2 separate regions of the Mus musculus genome follow, and region 1 is linked to region 2. Evidence: chromatin loops called from intact Hi-C (ENCODE). Cell type or tissue: left cerebral cortex. All regions are shown on one strand.

Evidence for each region. Peaks named below come from ENCODE experiments on the same cell type or tissue, not always from the same donor. Only the 100,000 strongest peaks of a DNase experiment are listed, where the experiment ranks them.
Region 1: a loop joins it to region 2, with 5 times the contacts of the local background. A loop is called at or near these places in 1 of 42 quality-filtered maps.

The regions. Positions count from the first base shown.
Region 1 is chr17:28,853,592-28,857,591 of GRCm38, reverse strand. No RefSeq gene overlaps it. Among named protein-coding and RNA genes, the nearest start is that of Pnpla1, 2.8 kb to the left of the region's middle. In left cerebral cortex, a CTCF peak has its summit at 2,234 (motif pointing left); no DNase peak of the experiment used is centred here.
Region 2 is chr17:28,925,698-28,929,697 of GRCm38, reverse strand. The region is part of intron 1 of Gm16191 (a long non-coding RNA gene); the gene reads right to left. Among named protein-coding and RNA genes, the nearest start is that of Gm16191, 2.4 kb to the right of the region's middle. In left cerebral cortex, CTCF peaks have their summits at 2,216 (motif pointing right) and 3,094 (motif pointing right); DNase peaks (open chromatin) are centred at 2,269 and 3,111; H3K27ac peaks cover 441 bases.

The DNA.
Region 1 (4,000 bases), 72 kb after region 2:
TCAGTAACCAGCCAGAAGTCGCCAGCCTCCTTCCTACCTCTTCTTATTCTGTCATCTCCCTGTCCCTGGCCTGGTCCGTGCAGGTCTTCTCTCTTGCCTCTCAGTCCTGTGCCAGCTCCAGAGGCCTGAAGAGGGTATCCGATGCCCTGCAGCCGGAATCACAGGCAGTTGTGAGCTGCCTGATATAGGTGCTGGGAACTGAACACCGGTCCTCAGGGAGAGAGCATCATGTCTTCAGCTGGAGTGCTGTCTCTTGGGTGTGCAGGAGGGAAGAGGACAGCGAGCTTGGTCATTCCAAGATGGCCACATGAATAGATAGCTTGTGGATGGGGGTCAGGGGTCGGGGGTCATGAGGTCTCATGTGGGGTGTCTGGGTCTCCTCATCAGGGTCAGGGCAGAGAGATGTTTTGGTAAGGGACAGGGGCTTGGGGACCAGGGTTAGCTCTAGGGCTACTCAGCATGATTTCTGAGAGGAGGGATTTTCTCACCCAAAAAGGTCACTGCGGATCACTAAGGCAGCAAAAAGCTTTCCTAGTCCCCTCCTTCCCGTCCTCCTCCCTCTCCCCTACTTCTTCCTCTTCTCTGCTCTCCCTCCTCCTCCTCTGCATCCTCCCCTCTTCCCACTCCTCCTCTTTCCCCTCCTCTCCCTCCTCCCACTCTTCCTCTGACTTTTCTCCCTCCTCCTTCTCCTCCTCCTTCTCCTCCTCGTTCCCCTCCCCCTCCTCCCCTGCCTTCTCCCCACTCCACCTTTCCTTTATCCTCCGTCTCTCCCTGTCCTCTCCCTCCTCTTCCATATTCTCCCTCCTCCTTTTTCTCTTCCCTCCTCTCTTTCCTCCTCCACCCTCACAGCCATCACTGTCACTGTCACCATCACCCCATGGTAGCAGGACCAGAATTAGAACTGAGACAAGTTGTCTCTCTCCTAGTCCCAGTTGGCCCCAGCCACTCTATAGGTGGGGACAATGATGTCTTTCCTGGAGTTCCTGTCAACTGATGATTTCATTGATCCAAACTGGCAATACAGAGTCCAGCACCCACTAAGGAGGGAGCCTTCCAGGGTTCCATCTTACACAGAGCTTCAGACATGTAATTGTCAGATTTGGAAGGCAGGTTGTGTGTGTGTGTGTGTGTGTGTGTGTGTGTGTGTGTGTGTGTGTGTGTGTGTCGGGGACATGTAACAGGAAGAAGCCAATGGCTTTTGGCAATGAGAACAAGGAGAAATGCCGCCTCAACTCCCCCAGACCACAGACCAGATACTGACAGGTTTCCTGGGACTCTGACAAGCAACTGTGAAGTAACCAGAGATGCAGCCAAGGCGCCCTGTAATTAACTGCTACATTGTGCAAGGCTAGATTGCCTCAGGAGGAACAAAGAGGGAGGGAGAGAGGGCAGGTTGAGCTATGACATCAGAAGCTGGGGACTGGAGACTAGAGATGGGGGAGCAGTGTGCAGGGCAGGGGACAGCTCTGGGCTTCCTTTGGAGGGAGGCATGATGAACTCAGGGGCATGGGAGGGGCTCTTGGGGTCAGACAGACAGGTTGACTCCCTGGCTCTGTACTGCTGTTTACACGCAGTGGGACCCGCACAGTACACCTGGATTTTCCTCATTTGCAAAACAGGCAGCAGTAGTTCTCAAGCTTGACAGGAGTTACAGAGGTGACAGATAAAGGCTATGCCTGGCAGGTGACAGGCCTGTCACTATCAGAAGGCAATAGAGGCCAAGGTTTCTGTAAAAGATGGATCCTAGAGTCTGTGGAAGAGAAGAGTAAGTAGGTCAGAAGGGACACATGTGACCTCCACTGCGCGGGGCGGGGGACCTTTGGAGGACACTCCAGCTGGAGAGTCGTGGAAGGGAGGACAGATTAGGGTCGGTGATCCAGGAAGATGAATGGCTGGAGGGTGAGTCAGCAAAGCTATTGCCACAGAGCCTTGGATGTGGGACTGGCTGGGTGAGCAAGGTGATTCACGGATAATGCCTGGTTTTCTGCCTGTGGCTAGGGAGAGACAGGGTGCCTGTGGCAGACCCAGAAACTGGGACACTGGTGAGGAAACTGGATGAAGATTTTATCTATCTGTCTGTTTGTCCATCCGTCCATCTTAAGATTTAGGAGGTAGAAAGACAGCTCAGCAGTTGCTTCTATTGCAAAGGACCTAGGTTCAAATTCCAGCACCAGTGAGGGTACTTAAAACCATTCAGAACTCTAGTTTTAGAGGATCTGGTGCCCTCTTCTGGCCACTAGGGGCACTACATACATATGGTACACACGCAGGCACAACAGCCATGCTCATAAAATAAGAATGAAGTGAAAATACTATATTTGTACTTTTTTAAAGCTTGGCATGGTGTGTAATGCCTTTAATATCAGCACTTGGGAGGCAGAAACAGGACGATCTCTAGGAGTTTGAGGCCAGGCAATGCTATATAACCTGGTCTTGTCTCAAAATAAATAAGAAACAAACAAATAATAAATAGTGTCTGTGTTTGTGTTCAAGCTGGGTGCCCATGTGGAGATCAAGGGATAACTTTCTGAAGTGGACTCTTGCTACAGTTTTCAGCTGTCACCTTGACTTCTGTGGTAAGTGAAAACCTCAGTTAAGAACTGCCCCCATCTGGCGCACGCCTTTAATCCCAGCCCCTGAGAGGCAGAGGCAGGTGGATCTCTGGTAGCTTGAGGTCTACAGAGCAAGTTCCAGGACAGCCAGGGCTACATAGCCCTGTCTCCTAAAACAAAAAACAAAAACTGAATTGCCTCCCTTATACTGGCCTGTGGGCATGTCTGTGGACATCTTCTTTCTCGAGACAGGGTTTCTCTGTGTAGCCCTGGCTGTCCTGGAACTCACTTTGTAGACCAGGCTGGCCTTGAATTCAGAAATCCGCCTGCCTCTGCCTCCCGAGTGCTGGGATTAAAGGCGTGCGCCACCACATCTTCTTGATTGTTAATTGATGTAGGAAGGCCCAACCCACTGTACCATGTGGTCCTGAGGAAGGTGGGGCTGGGTTGTGTAAGAAAGGAAGCTGAGGGGAGGGGGGTAGAGCCCCCAAATCCTGCCTCCCAGTTCCTGCCAAGGCTGCTTCTGTGATACATTGTAACAGCAGCCAGATTAACTCTTTCCTCCCGGAGCAGCTTTTGGTCATGGTGTTATCAGACCAACAGAAATGCAAACTAGAAAAGGTCTCTTTCCACCACGTGGGACCTAGCATTTGAACTCGGGACCTTGGGTTTGGCAACAAGTGCCTTTACCCACAAAGCCATCTCACTGACCCAAACTCACAAGTTTTAGAATAATTTAATTGCTACAAAGGAGAAAAAAGTAACACCTCATAGAACATTGTCATGGTCCACGGGAAGTGTGAGTTTCTGAGACTTCCCCGGCTGCTTTGACAATGTTGTGCCAGGAAGTGTTCATGAACCCCGAAAAACTACCAAGGAGCCGTTTCTGATGAAATCACATTAGGGTCTCTTTCTTACAAGCAGTTTGGTGAGGTAGCCCTGAACTCTCAATGGGACACGGTTTTATAGGAAATGGAGGCAGATGAGGGAGTGTCTGTCCAGACAAGCATCTAATTGAATGTTGTAAGCCGACAGGTGGGGGCTCTGAAGCAAGACCATATACAGTCACAGACAGTCTGAAAGTACACCTGAAACAATCGGACTAATCTTTGATTGACTGTTGATAGGAAGTAGCTAGGGAGTTACTCTGGGGTATGGGCCAAGGACAAGCCTGGGGGTCCTTCCTGGTACTTGGGTGCAGCTGGCGTTCAACTGCAGGTCAAGATCTCAGGCTATTTTTCTTCTAAGATGGAGGCCTCTCAACAACATGAGAAAAATGACTTAGGGAGGTGTTTTGAGGGTACGGCCCATTACAGTGGAAAAGGCAATGGGCAGGACTGGGGATGGCTGGTCACACCGCAGTCAGGAGGCAGGAAGATAAATGCTGTCAATCAGCTCCTTTCCACTCAGTTGGGGACCCCAGGCCATGGGGTTGTGCCACCCACAAT
Region 2 (4,000 bases):
CACCACCTGGCTTAGTTTTTCTTAAGATGTACTTACTTCCGTGTTTGTGTCTGTGTGAGTGCTTGCCTTGCGTGTGCCGGTGTCAGTAGGGGTTAGAGGAAAGCCTTGCACCCCCTGGAACTGGAGTGAAAGCAAACTATGGGCTAGCAACAGAAGTCAGGTCCTCTGCAAGAGCAGCCATTGCCCTCATTTCTCCACAGCCCCCCCAAACCCCTGTCTGTCAGCTTCTCAGGGATGGCTTTGCTGTAGCCTTTCTGTAACCCACATATACACTCAGATCGCTGCTGTAGGATATGGAATGGGGGGGGGTCTGAGGATTAATATTAGTTGTTAAGATTGAAGTAAGGGGCCGGACGTGGTGGCACATGCCTTTAATCCCAGCACTCAGGAGGCAGAGGCAGAGGCAGGCAGATTTCTGAGTTCGAGGCCAGCCTGGTCTACAAAGTGAGTTCCAGGACAGCCAGAGCTACACAGAGAAACACTGTTTCGAAAAAACAAACAAACAAAAAAAAAAGATTGAAGTAAGGGTTGGACATGGTGACTCATGCAGTGAATTCTAGAACTTGGGAGGCAGAGGCAGGTGAAATTTTGTGAGCTCAAGGCCAGCCTGGGCTACATAGTGAGTTCCAGGCCAGCCAGGAATACATGGTGAATTCTAGGCCCTATCTTAAAAAAAGAAAAAAAATGTAATAGGGGTGAAGATGTCTCTAGGGTGAAAGGTGCTTGCCACCAAGCCTGAAGCCGCGGGTTCAATCCCAGGAGGGGTGAGAGAGGACTCACAAAAATCTTCTTCTGCCCTCTAGACACTGTGGCACGAGCCATCAAGGGAAACAGGATTACCTGGCAAATGGATGCTGACAAACTGCTAAGCTTGTAGATTCAGTGTTACCCAACAGATCCTGACATGGGAGAGACACAAAGGTGTTTGTTCATCTGTTTCAGACATATGCCCTTGGCAGGCAGCAGGTTCAAGGCTAACCTGGGCTACGTGAGATTCCATCTCAAAAAAGAGAAAGGGGGCAGGGGAGCTGGCTCCGTGGTGAAAGTGTGAGCTGCTCTAGAGGACCAGAGCCCACACTGGGCGGCTCGCGAGGGCCCTGTGATTCTAGCTGCAGGGTATGCACCATCTCAGCCTCCAAAGACGCCTGCAAGAACACACATGTGCTTACACACACAGAAAATTATAATGGTTTAAAAAAAAATCAGTCTTTAACAACAGAAAGGACAATAGGAAAGTATATTCCAGGGATGGAAGGTAGAATGCAGAAGAATTTTTCAGAGAGAGAGAGAAAAAAAAAAAACTGTCACTGTCACAGGGCTGGTGTGGGGTGAACCCCGGCGGGTAGTGGTGGAGTTTAACTCTGGGGAACCCATGTTTCCTGCTGTAACAAGTTAGGGGAGCAGACACCTGCCACACCGCCATTGGCTGTGTCCTCTGTGCGCTGGGCTCCTGCCAGGCATTTACAAGCATTGGCTAGACTGTTTATCTTGGAAAGCATCTTGATGCCGGACAATGCTCTTTAAATGAACGGTGTCACAGCAGCTCGTGACAACCCCATGTGACCTCGATAGGTGATTGTTGTCATTGTCCTCATGGGTGACCAAGACATGGGTAATAATTCATATCCCTGACAGCTGAGCAGGCAGGCACGTTCCTTATTTATTTATGTGTGTGTGTGTGTGTGTGTGTGTGTGTGTGTGTGTGTATGCGTGTATGTCAGACACAAAAATTTTCTGGGTTCTGGAAATTTCTAGAGTCTGGTCCCTGGGGCGGCTCCACGGGTATACACACAGAGATGTGCATGGAAGAGCTTCGAACTGGCCAATGCTCAAATTATGCTGTAAAACCCACTAAAGGTCGAGCTGGGTATGGTTTCTCGGGCTATTATTCCAGCATCTGGGAGACTGAGGCAGGAGAGTTGCAGTCCAAGGCTAGTCTAGTTTCTTATTTCAAAAATAGGTGGTGGCATGGGGGCCAACAAGATGGCTCAGAGAGCAGAGGAAACCAACTTCAGTCCCTAGGACCCACAAGACGGGAAAGAACCAACTCCTGCAAGTTGTCAGCAGTTTCCATCAGGGAGGAGGGACAAACGTTCTCGGTGGCCCTCTCCTTCCAAACACAAGAGACCTATCATCAACCTTATTGATTTTAGAAGATCTCATTTTGTTTGAAAATACTTGTGTGCACACGGGTGCAGTGACTGCAGGAGCCAGTAGAGGGCGCATTGGAATCTGAAGGCAGCGTTACAGGCTGTTGTGGGTGGGAACAATGGGTGCTGGGATGAAAGAGCAGGAAACGCTCAGTTGAGGAGCCGCCTCTCCCACCCTTTATCTACTTATTTATAGACAGCAACTCCATATGTCGGCTTGGCTGGCCTAGCACTCACTGTGTAGCCTAGACTGGCCTCAAACTTGCAGCAACCCTGTTTCTGCCTCTCAAGTACTGAGCTTCAAGGCAAGCAAGCACTACCGTAACAGCTTATGTTTCTGAGTGTGCATATGTGCGTACTGTGCATATGTGTGTGTGTGTGCCTGTGTGCGTATGTGCTTGGACACAGTACCCGTGTTTGTATATGTGTGGGTCTCCTACCCATGCAGGTACACATTCATGTGTGTGCCTGTGCATGCATGTGGACGCCTAAGGTGGGGCCTTGGGTGTCACGTTTCACCTTAGACCTTGAGGCTGAGCTCCCACTTAACCTAGACCTTGCTGATCCAACCAGTCTTGCTAGCCAGCTCTGTAGCGAGAATTCTGGATTTTTTTTTTTGGACAGGGTTTCTCTGTGTAGCCCTGGCTGTCCTGGAACTCACTTTGTAGACCAGGCTGACCTCGAACTCAGAGAGCCACCTGCCTCTGCCTCCCGAGTGCTGGGATTAAAGGCGTGCAGCACCACGCCCAGCTTCGGGAATGTTTCTTGATTGATGATTGATGTAGGAGGTGGTCCTGGGTTATATAGAAAAGCCGACTGAGCGAGCCAGTAAGCAACACCCCTCTGAGGCCTCCATAGGATGCCAGGAAATGGGATTGGGGACCGACTCTCAGGTCCCAGGCGACTCTTCAAGGAAAGTCCTGCAGTTTAAAGGTACGTCCACCAGGAGGCGCACAGGTCCTTTGTGTTAGTATGACGGCCTACTTTTGTTCACCAAAGGAGGGCTTCCAGGCCCAGGAGGGTCGGCTCGGTGACCGGAAGCTTAGTGGGTGAGGTGAGAGATAGACGCATGTCGGAAACTTCTGTGCCCCCTCTGTCAGCAACTCTGCTGGTCATATGAGGCAGAAGAGAAACATCCAGAAACGACATGTTCATTTATGTAATGAGTATTTCCCGGGCATCTGTCGTACACTGGGCAATGATCTAGATGGTGAGGACACAGAGGGCATCCGGCACTGGGGAGTCTGAGGCAAGGGGCTCAAAAGTTCCAGGCCAGCTTGTGCTGCATATGGAGTCCCTATTTCAAAAAACGATAACAGCAGAGAGAAATAGAGAAAGTGGGGACTAGAGAGGCCACCAAGAAGGAAGGAAGAATCAAGTTCAGATTGTAACAGGAGCACTAAGAAAGAAACGCCACAGAGCCAAGTGTCAGAGCCAGTCACGTGTGTACCTTGTATCCTAAGAGGCGTGAAGCTCTGTAAAAATGTCACCAGCACCAACTCTTCCTGCAGCCTCTATCCCCTTTCACTTGGTCTGTGGTCCCCACCCCCCCAGTGACAGATGCTATTGTTTGTTTCCATAGCAACCAGTCAAATGTGGTCCTACTGAGTGTACACTGTGGTCAGAAAGCCTGGGAGGAGGAGACCATTGTCCATGGACATGTCTCCCCTCCCCTCTCCAGGGCGAAATCACAAGCTAACAGGCGAAGATCAAAAAGCACCTTGAAGGGTCCTGCATATCTGGACCTATAAAAACAGCACTTGAGAGACAGAGGCAGATGGGTTGCATATCTGAAACCAGCCTGTACTACATACAGAGAGAGTTTCCAAAACCTGGGCAAGGTGTGTAAC